Linked DNA regions of Homo sapiens: all the other regions are linked to region 2. Evidence: chromatin contacts called from ENCODE Hi-C or POLR2A ChIA-PET data. All regions are on one chromosome and are shown on one strand. The core of a region is the stretch at or near the end of the contact, and the rest is flanking DNA. Distances in the headings are between cores, read along the strand shown.

Region 1 (3,520 bases), core at 836-3,335, 8.8 Mb before region 2:
ATCAGGTTGCTTTAGAAAAGGAGAAACTGAGGCTCAGAGAGCTGATGCTGCCTGCCTAGGCCTGCCCGGCCAGGGTCTGAGCCAGTCTGTCTGCCTGCCCTTGTCTCCTGGGCCATGCTACCTTTCTGCTCCCCAAATCTCGGGTGTGATGAGTTCCCACACCAACCAGGCTGCTAGAATTCCACGGAGTTGGCGCAGCGATCAAAAGGGTATAGTTTGTGAGTCACTCATTCATTCATCCAGGCAGCATTTACTGAGCACCACCCTTGTGCCAGGCGCCACTGTTGACACAGCCTTGAGTGTGCAGAGGGAAGCCGGCTGGTACAGCGCAAGCAAGTTGAGTTAGTGACGGTGGAGTGGCTGCCAGCCCTTCCTCTGGCACGCGGCTCCTCCTCTCTGTGCCTCAGTTTCCCAGCCACTCATGGATCATTGTAAGGATTCTGAGATGATGCCTGGAAGGTGGTCAGGTGGCAGGACTCACAGGGGTCCCTGGGGCCCTCCACACCCCTCACCAACCCCGAGGGGCCCGCTGAACAACACCCCTGCCAGGCCTCGAGGCCACTTTTGCCCCTTTCCTTCCATGAAGCATCTGTGCATGTTGAATGCAGCCGACTTTTTTTCTTTTTTAATGTTTTATAGAGTTGGTGATCTCATTCTGTGGCCTAAGCTGGTCTTGAACTCCTGGCCCCAAGTGATCCTCCCACCTAGGCCTCCCAATGTGCTGGGATTACACCATGCCCGGCCTGCAGCCTGCCTCAGCCAAGTAGGAGGAGGGCACCTGAAGAAGCAGATCTGTCCCCTTTACTACTCCCCCACCCCCTCTGCAGGGGGCTTCCCTGCAGGTGGCTGTCCCTCAGCCAGCGCCAATCAAATATGGAAAAGAGCCTGCCTGCAATTGCTTAATTCTCCCCTGCCCAGGGCCTGCCCCCAACCCGGGCTCCTCTGATTTCATTAGCATTCTGCCCAGACCCCACTCCCCCGCTGGACCCATCAAGGCCCTCCCCCGAAAAAATAAGGACATTGGAGTATTTTCTGGAAGGGAGGGGAGGGGCCTGGGTGGAGGAGGGGCGGCCGGTGGTGAGGGCGAATCCGGAGGCTGCAGATGACCAGGGATCCCCCTTCTGAGCAGGTCCTGGTGTGGGGCAAGGTGAGGGAGGCACCCAGGCTGCAAAAGTAAGAGGGTCAGCTGTGTGTGGTGGCTGTAGCCTGTAATCCCAGTGCTTTAGGAGGCTGAGGTGGGAGGCTCATGCCTGTGATCCCAGAGCTTTAGGAGGCTGAGGTGGGAGAATCACTTGAGCCCAGGAGCTCAAGAACAGCCTGGGCAACACAGTAAGACTCCTCTTAAAAAAATTAGCCAGTGTGGCAGCGTGCACCTGTGGCCAGCTACTTGGGAGGCTGAGGCGGAAGGATCACTTGAGCCCAGGACATGGAGACTGCAGTGAGCTGTGATCGCACCACTGCACTCCAGCCTGGGCGACACAGCAAGACCAAGTCTCAAAAACAAAACAAAAGTAAGGAGGTCTGCATCCAGATACCCGCCCCTCATGGGCCCAGCCCTAACAGCGATGCCTCCTTGCCTCTGCTCCTGAGGCATCTCACTCCCCTCACCCTTGTCTTGACTCTGGTTCTGAGCAACACCAGAAGGGGAGCCTACATGCCAGCCCAGGGTCTAGTTCCCAGGACCTGCCCCCTCCAGCTTCACTGGGTGCCCCTGCCCCCTACGAGCCCCACCCACTACAAGCCATCCTGGCCTTCCTTATGCTCCTTGGACGCTGGTACTCTGCTACTTCCAGTCTTTGCACATGCAGTTCCCCCTGGCTGGAAGACTTTTCCCACCTCTTCACAAAGCCCAACCCAGCCCTCACCTCTCTTCTTAGACAACACTTCCTGTAGGAACCCTTCCCTCACTGGTCCAGAAAGGCGTGGGGGTCTGGCCACGTCTCCCAGCCACTCCACCATCACTAACTCAACTTGCTTACACTGCACCAAGAACCGGGTTCCCTCTGCGCCCTCAGGGCTGTGTCAGCAGTGGCGCCTGGCACATTGTCGGTGCTCAGTAAACACTGCATGGATGAATGAATGAATGACTCACAAACCACGCCCTTAAGTCTTTGGGTGCATAATACCTAAGGCCCTGGAGCTTTTTAAAGGCCCAGGAAAATGGGAGACTGGAAATTGTTTTTAACTTAGTTCCAAAGTACAGTGAAGAAGGGAAACTGGCCGGGCGCAGTGGCTCATGCCTGTAGTCCCAACACTTTGGGAGGCTGAGGTGGGAGGACTGCTTAAGTCCAGCAGTTCGAGACGCTCGTCTCTACAAAAAATTTAAAGAATTAGCCAGGTGGGGGTGGTGGCACATGTCACCCAGCTACTCAGGAGGCTGAGGTGGGAGGATCAACAGCCCAGGAGGTTGAGGCTATAGTGAGCTGTGATTGTGCCACTGCACTCCAGCCTGGGCAACAGAGTGAGACCCTGCCTCAAAAAAATAAAAATAAAAAAAGGAAATGAACAAACAGTGAGTGAAATGTGGACTGCCTGTGATGGCACGGCAAGCGGACCACAGTCCACCCTGCTTTTGGCTCCGCATACTTGCCATGGTGCTTAATGTAACGTGAGGGGGATGCTGCTACTGGTAGGGGGCCCTGGGCCCAGCCAGACCCCAACTTGCCCTGCTCCCTGGCCTCCCAGGCCTGTGCTTGGAACCAGGTAGGGTGGTGATGACCCCTCCACAGCTTCCTGAGTACCACTCAGCCCACGGGGCCCACTCTGGCCAGAGTGATGCCCTCAGCCCAGGGAGAGGGCAGGAGGGGCGTCAGTGGCACACTGCCTGCCCTGGTAGAGGGGACAAGATGGTGGAAGGGTGGCCCAGTGGCAGTTGTCCAGGCCTCCTGGTTGCTTTGAGAGTCATGATTGACACAGGAACCCCGGAATGAGTTCCCTCAACTCCACCCACAAGCTTGGTGACCTTGGGAAAGCTTCTTGACCTCTCTGAGCCTTGGCTGCCTCGTCTATAAAGCAAGCACAATTAACAGTCCCTCCGTGATTAGGTGAGACAATACATGAGATGTACCTGAAGCACTGCTTGTCCTGTTTAGAGAACTCTTCCTTTATAAACGTGAGTTCTGTTACACCCAGGAGCACCACGTGGAGAGCAACCTCCCTACATTCCCCGTCCCAGAGGTGCCACTGAGGCCCCACCCCACACAGCCCAGGCCTCGGCCAATCAGCACTCCACTTCTCTTGGCCATATGATTGGTTCAGAAGTGGGTAAGGACCCAATCATGGCACAGCGAGACTTTTTCGGAGATTTCTGGTCTCTTTTCTGTTGGGGTGTGTGTGGGTGTGTGTGTGTGTGTGTGTGTGTGTGTGTGTGTGTGTGTGATTTCTGGTATCTTTTCTGTTGGGTGTGTGTGTGTGTGTGTGTGTGTGTGTGTGTTGTATCTGTGTGTGTCTCTCTCTGTGTGTGTGTCTCCTCTATAGGAAAGGGTGAAGCCAGAGAGAGAGAACCCAGGCCCCAGTGTCA
Region 2 (3,263 bases), core at 37-2,536:
TAGGATGTTTTGAGCCCTGGCACATTTGTGTGCAGAAGGATCACCAGGAGACTTGTTTATAGCACAGGGTCCCTGGTCTGGCTCCTTGGATTTGGGGTGGGGCTCAGACAGGCATCCTTCTACCAGGTGACTGTGATGCTTCCGTCTCTCCTAACAAGCACGGAAGACTGGGTGGGGCCTGTGGGGGACTATACAGCTGCTCAATGCTACTGACTCAGATAAACAGATGACTAGTTTTCTTTCAACACAACAAATATGGCAAATATAGTGGGGTTCCGAGTTCAAGGTTATACTCCCCGAGGTGCCTGGAGTGCAGCTCCTCTAAGTGGCTGGGTGGGTCTTGAGTCGTGTGCTGTAAATTATGGTGGCGCTCCACCTGGGCTGCACCTTGAACCACCCGGGGAGCTTTTCAACCCACACTCTTCACCCCATGCCTAGGCCACATCCAGGCCAATCAAACCAGAGTCTCTGAAGATAAGAACACAGGCATCAGCATGTTAAGGTTCCCGGGGTGATCCCAAAGTACGGCAGGTGTGCGGGCTTAAGATTGAGCAAGGTTCTCTAGGCCAATACCTTCTCTAGATATTGACTGTAGCTGGACCAAGTTCCTCAGAGAGGGGAGGGGAGGGAAGGAGAGGAGAAGAAGGGGAAAGGAGGGGAGAGGAGGGGAGAGAAGGGAAGAGGGCGGGAGAGGCAGATGAGTAAATGGATCCTTACACTAACTGTGATGAGCAGAAACCCAGGCGCTCTGGGGCATGAGCAGGGATACCTAACCCAGCCCTGGGGGCTCAATCTCTCCCCACCCCTGCAGGAGAGGCTTGGGGTGAGTTTTGGGAATAAGGACCATCCAGCCACATGACGAAGGGGAAGGAAAATCCCCATCAAGGCAAAAACACAGTCCAAGGCTCTGAGGCCCAAATTCCGGGGAGAGGGGTGAAGGTTGTTTGTCGCACCTGGGTTAAAGGGTGGGGGTGGAGAGTAGGAGAAGAGGCTACACAGGTGAGAAGGTGTCAGATCACAAAGGGCCTTGTATGCCAAACTAAGAAGACTGAACTTGACCATGAAGTTAGGCAGACCCTCTGGAGAGTTTTAAAGCAAGGAGTCGTGTGGATGAACAAACCTGTGATGGGCTGGGGTTACCAAGGAGGGCTTCCTGGAGGAGGTCAGACTTGAGCTGAGGGAAGGATAGGATTTGGAGAGCTGACATTCTGATGAGCGGCTTCGGTTAAAGCTCACAAAAACCCTTCCCTCCCCCATGCCCTTTGAAATCATTTGAATCAAAGATTGCGTGTGTTAAAGACATGTTTGTCTGTTATCTGAAAGCTGTGGTTTCTCTTTAACAGATTCAGGGCCTCATCCTTTGACTCGGAACCAGGAAGGAATTAGGAGCGAGTCCTCCTGCCCAGAGAGCTAATTACTGAAATTCAGTGGCCTCACCAGGGCGAGTGGCGTCACCGGCCTGCATCCCCCAACAGCTCCTAATTTCTAACTGGTCAAAGTTAGACATTTCAGTACATTTTTATGGGCTGCCCAAAGCCAGCTGGAAGCTTTTTTTCCATAAACTCTCCCTGAGACAAGTAGCCAGGTTTCACATATTAAAATGAAAACGTCAAAAGCGTTAACAGGAAAAAAAAAAAAAAAAAAAAAAGCAGGCTCATTTGTGAGGCCTCAGCTCACAAAACCTGAATCAGGGTCCAACAGCATCTGCCTGTTTTTATTCTGCAAAGCTGAGATCAAGTTAAAAGGATGATGATAATCACTTGTTTATCTATTCACTCAGCAAACACTTATGGGACATTTACTGGGTGCCAGGTCTTGAACTGGGCACTGAGATGAGAAGCTGCCTGAGGCATGATGGTCCCATCCCACTGCCCTCCAGGGCTCAAAATACTTTATAGTTTACAAAGTGTTTTCACATGCAATTTTGTGAGCTGTGGGTGCCATTATTATCCACATTGCTTAATACATGGCAGAACCTGACCTTAGGTTGTCCAAGTCCAGATTCTAAGTCCAAGTCCAGTCCAGATCCTAGAGCCTGTCCACTCTTTCCTTCCTTCCTCTCTTTCTTTCTTGTTAGTTCTTTCTTTTTCTTTTTCTCTTTTTTCTTTCTCTTTCTTTCTTTCTTCCTTTCTTCTTTCTCTTTTCTTTCTTTCTCTCTCTCTCTCTTTCTTTTTTTCAAGACAGGGTCTTGCTCTGTCACCCAGGCCAGAGTGCAGTGGCACAATCATGGCTCACTGAAGGCAGCCTCAACCTCCCAGGCTCAATTGATCCTCCCAACTCAGCCTCCTGAGTAGCTGGGACTACAGGCGCCTGCCACCACACCAGGCTAATTTTTTAATTTTTCGTAGAGGCAGGGTTTCGCCATGTGGCCCAGGCTGGCCTTGAACTCCCAGGCTCAAAGGATCTTCCTACCTCGGCTTCCCAATTCCTGTGCTGGAATTACAGGCATGAGTCACTGCGCCCAGGCTACCTTGGTCCTTTTTTTTTTTTTTTTTTGAGATGGAGACTTGCTCTGTCGCCCAGGCCAGAGTACAATGGCATGATCTCAGCTCACTGCAACCTCCGCCTCCCAGGTTCAAGTGATTCTTCTGCCTCAGCTTCCCGAGTAGCAGGGACTACAGGCGCCTGCCACCATGCCCAGCTAATTTTTGTATTTTTAATGGAGACGAGATTTCACCATGTTGGCAAGGCTGGTCTCAAACTCCTGACCTCGTGATCCGCCCGCCTCAGCCTCCTAAAGTGCTGGGATTACAAGCGTGTGCCATCGCGCCTGGCCTCATCTGTTATTGGCCTAAGGTGGGCAATAGCTCCAAGAGGTTTAGCTGTCACTTATGATCTGTCCAGCATCCACCCCCACCTTAAAATTCTGGTTCCTTTTTGGAGGAGCTCCCCATTTTGAGGAAGGATAAAACTAGCACCCACCTCCCAAGGCCACCATCACTGTGAAATCCTAGTGGAGCTAAATCCTTCCATGGCATCTTATCCTGCCTGGCTAGTGGACAGGCACATGGAAAATGCAACACTAGCCAATCAGATAATCATTCTTGGGGCTGACTCTTGAGTGAGTGGTGAGGGGACCCTTGGAGATCACTCACCCACAGTAGAGAACCCTGGATCAGACTGTGCCTGCAGCCTTCCCTTGGCCAGAATTCCTCTCTTGGTCCTGCCCTTTGTCCAAGCCTGTTCTCCAGCCTCTTGTTCATTCTGTGTACCTTCAGTACCCTCCAGAAAGTCCCCCTTTTGCTTTGGATGGACAGAGTTGG
Region 3 (3,715 bases), core at 596-3,095, 7.3 Mb before region 2:
AACTGCTGGATATCCCTGACTGCTGGCCCTTGGGGAAGGGGCCCGTGGTGTGTCTCTTGCCTGTGTCTCTGCAGCTCCGGGGGTCATGTGATCAGAAGGGGGGCTCTGCAGGAGCCATTGGAGAGACAGATGCCTTCCCCTCTGCTGACCAGATGGGCACGGCCGCCCCCACGGTGGCCTTCCAACGTCCCACACACACATGGCTCCAGTCAGGCCCTCTCCCTCTCACCTCTAGGGCTGGCATGGGTTTCCCAGGACATTTGAGGGGCAGGAACAACCACCCAGTCCCACTGTCCATGTTAGAGATGGGGACACTGAGGCTCAGAGAGGGCAAGTGACTTGCCTGAGGTTTTGCAGCAGAACCTGGCTTGGACAGAACTGCTGTACCTCTGCGGACAAGGGCCCCTGCCTCCCTCTCCCATGTGCCAGTCACTTTTTTGGCCCTGAAGGTCATTGGAAGAAAGCAAGAGTTTCTGAAGAAGATGGGGGGGAGATGAAAGACGGGGTCAGTGTAAACTCTCTCACTTCATCCCCCAGTCTGCCCAGCCCCCCAACCCACCTCCAGTACCTGGAGAGCTCCTATCTTTCTTCTCTCTCCTCAGCACCAGAAAAACTATTTCTGCCTCCCTTTGGGGGTTTGTGGGGAGCCTGCGGGTCACGACCCTGCCTGCCCCGCTAAACCCACGACCCTTTGTCTTTGCGGTTGTTCCTCTCTCCGCCACCTAGGCCTCTCAGCGCCTTGTGGGATCAGAGGCGGGAGGGGGATTAGGTTCTGCAAATGGCTCCCCCCTCCCGCCATCCCTGTCTTAGTCATCTCTGCCCTCTGCCGCCTCTCCCTCCAACACGATTCCTCTGGCCAGGCCAAGGGGAGGGCGACACTGACAGGCGCCCCCCACCCAGGGGCCGTGGCGAAGCAAGGGGCCGGCTGCTCAGAAAAGGATAAGAAGTGGTTTCTCCTCCCCTCTTCCCTTCCTCATCCTGCAGCCCGCGCCTCCCCCCTCGCCGCGCTGCGCACGGATGGCGGCGGGAGCCGCAGAGGTGTGTGTGTGCTGGCGGGAGGCCGTGCCCGGTCCTCGATGCCCGCGGGACTACGTCCTCTTCTAGGGACTGGGATGCGGGGGCTGACCTCTGCCACGGCCCAGGAATTCCCATGGGGGTAGGGGGATGTCCCCCATTGAGCCCGGTGTGGGGGACGCTGCCCCCGGGTGCTGCCCGCTCCAAGGGACTCCCGGAGCCCAACGGAGACGCTGAGTAATGCGGGCTCTCTCCATGCCCATGTTGGGGGCGGGGGGCAGCTCTTTGCCCGGGGCTTCTGGCAGAGCGTTGTCTGCCCTAAAGGATGGGACGGAGGAGGGGGCGTGATTCGGTAGCCGGAGGCTTGACGACGTTTGCAGACTAGCGGGGGGCGCTGCTGCCCCGAGGGGCTCTCGTGGTGGGGGGAGGGCCTCCTCGCTCCGGCTGGGGGTGGGGGGCGCGCCGGCCGCGGGTGCAGCGTCGGGGGCTGCGAGGTCGCCGCGCCGTCAGTGCCCCGGGCGGGGACTCCAGGGATCCCGGGGGTCGGGGGTCGGCGCCTGGGGGCGCGCCGCGCCTACCTGCCTACGAAATTCTCGAGCACCGAGCTCTTGCCGGCGCTCTGGCCGCCCACCACAGCGATCTGCGGCAGGTCGAGGTCCGCGTTCTGGCCGATGGCAGAGAAGGCGTCTTGCAGCCGGTTGACCAGCGGGATGAGATCTTCCATGCCGCGGTTGCCCATGGCTGCGGCGGGCCCCGCAGGCTGCGATCCGGCTGCCGCTAGCGCTCCCGGCTCCGACTCCGGCTCCGCCGCTGCAGCCGCGCGCCCAGACTGCCTGCGCCGCGGGGCCCCCGCCCCTCGGGGATCGGAGCGAGCACCGCTCCCGGACGCCGCTAGGGGGAGCCCGCGGCGCTGCGGGCCGGCCGCCGTGCGCAGGCGCCGTCCGGGGCATCATGGGTGTCGTAGTTTTCACCTTCTGCGGCTTTTGGGGTGCTTTAGCAGTGTCTGGGGTGCGCGGATGCTGCGCAGAATATATTTGTCAATGGGTTGGGTCTCACTCCTAGTACCAGGCCTCTTGGAGAGTGGTCTGGATGTTTCACTCCATCTTACCGATGAGGAAACAGGCCTGGAGAGCAGATGGGCTTCCTCTGAGGTCACAGCCTCCTGACCTCAGAGGTCAGAACTCCGAGATGAGTTCCCCTTCATCTCGCTGGCTTCTATCCCTAGATCCTGACTCTGATCTCCAACATGTCCTCTTCTGCCTTTGGTCCTCAGTTTCCTTGTTTCTAGAAGGAGAAAGTTGGAACATGAATTCAACAAATATTTACTAGGTACCTGCTAGAAGCCAGGCCCTGTCCTAGGCACTGAAGATTCAGCAACGAATAAGACAGCCAAGGCCTCTGCCCTCATAGATCTTGCATCAAGCTGGGGAGACAGACAGTAAATAAGTAAGCAGATAAATGAAATAGTAAAAATGAAAATAATTCATAGTAAGAGGGATGGAGGAAATAAACAGGGTGAAAAAAGGTATCTTTGTGGGTGTGGAAAGTTCACATTGGCTTGGCAGGAGTCGGGGGTGTTCTCTGCAGAAGTGACATTTGAGAAGAGACCAAAATGATGAGAAGGAGCCAGCAGCAAGCAGATCAGGGGAAGAGCATGCCAGGCTGAATGACCAGCAAGTGCAGAGGCCCTGACACCTGGAGGGCCCTTCTTGGGAGAGTTGGAAGCTCTTGTCCTAGAGAGTGGAAGTCTTTGCTCCAACCCATCAGGATGGTGGTAAAACAGCGTAAAACAGTGGGATTCAAATCCAGGGCTCCTACAATCCTACCCTGCGTACCCTTTCACACAGACAGACCATGGGGCCCTGAGCCCAGCCGTCCATCTCTGCATTTAAGAAACCTAATTAGTATTCACGGTGGAGGCTAGGAAGGGAAGGCTAGCCTACACTGTGCTCATGGGGAGTCGGTGAGTCATTTCCCTGCGCTGTGAACAGTGTGGGGGCACTGCTGACAAAGTGGTCTGTGAATTGGAGACTGTTCACTTACTCATCCATTTAATGCGTATTTGTTGAGCCAGGTACTATGCTAGACTCCAGAGATAAAGCAGTGAGCAAAACGGACAAAGTCCTTACCCACATGTGGCTGACAATTCAGTGGAAAAAGACAGACAATATGCAAATAGGGCAATAACGATGGCCCTGTTAGATGGCGTGCCCTGCAGAGCAAGAAAGCAGGGGCGGGGTAGGGTGGTGTTGCTATTGTGAAGATGGTGATCAGAGAGTGACCCTTGTGGGGAGGAATCTTCGAGGCAGGCATGGGGAACAAGCAGGCCCTCTCCCTGGTAGCACCAGAGAGTGGATTAGGAGTCTAATCTGGGCCTTAAACAAGCTGCGTGACCCAGGTCCCTCCACGTCTCTGAACCTCAGTTAACTAATCTGGATAATGGGGATAATAATAGATCAAATGCCTGTGTAGGGCACAGCCCAGGCCTAGTGCTCAGGGGGCCCTTATTAAGCTGCAGCTGTGAGGATGCCAATGATAACAGCTCACCAGACAGCTGGAGCATCAGTGCCACACAACTTGCATGGAACCTGGCAGCTGTTCCATGCCAACCTGTTATTATGCTCTGAGGACAAGAGAAGGCAGAGATGGAAGCCTGGATGACTGGCACCAGGAGGGGGTGCAGTTTATAGATGTTTGCCTA

The links. Hi-C counts contacts between places; a loop is a spot of excess contacts on that map. ChIA-PET counts read pairs that join two places held with the same protein, here RNA polymerase II (POLR2A).
Region 1: a loop to region 2 is called in a map of K562, with 4 times the contacts of the local background. The contact joins two enhancer-like sites. A Hi-C loop is called at or near these places in 1 of 168 maps with a recorded cell type or tissue (K562). POLR2A ChIA-PET finds 5 or more read pairs at or near these places in 1 of 52 experiments (K562).
Region 3: a loop to region 2 is called in a map of K562, with 2.8 times the contacts of the local background. The contact joins the promoter of DNM1 here to the enhancer-like site in region 2. A Hi-C loop is called at or near these places in 1 of 168 maps with a recorded cell type or tissue (K562). POLR2A ChIA-PET finds 5 or more read pairs at or near these places in 2 of 52 experiments (CD4-positive, alpha-beta T cell and K562).

What each region holds. Positions count from the first base shown.
Region 1 is chr9:129,684,341-129,687,860 of GRCh38, reverse strand. The region is part of intron 1 of PRRX2 (paired related homeobox 2); the gene reads right to left. Among named protein-coding and RNA genes, the nearest start is that of PRRX2, 20 kb to the right of the region's middle. RefSeq lists an enhancer at 1,562-2,106. Within about 2 kb of position 2,085, at least 2 of the 41 ENCODE cell types and tissues checked have a DNase peak (open chromatin) inside an H3K27ac peak, as active enhancers do.
Region 2 is chr9:120,888,659-120,891,921 of GRCh38, reverse strand. It overlaps a transcript of PHF19 not described here. Among named protein-coding and RNA genes, the nearest start is that of PHF19, 13 kb to the right of the region's middle. Within about 2 kb of position 1,286, at least 10 of the 41 ENCODE cell types and tissues checked have a DNase peak (open chromatin) inside an H3K27ac peak, as active enhancers do; they include CD4-positive, alpha-beta T cell, where a contact is called at or near this core.
Region 3 is chr9:128,201,509-128,205,223 of GRCh38, reverse strand. It overlaps DNM1 (dynamin 1), which reads right to left and starts at 1,845. Exons shown (of 22, transcript NM_004408.4): 1 at 1,593-1,845. The coding sequence starts at 1,753. It also overlaps a transcript of CIZ1 not described here. RefSeq lists enhancers at 59-631, 2,063-2,162 and silencers at 920-1,214, 1,783-2,002.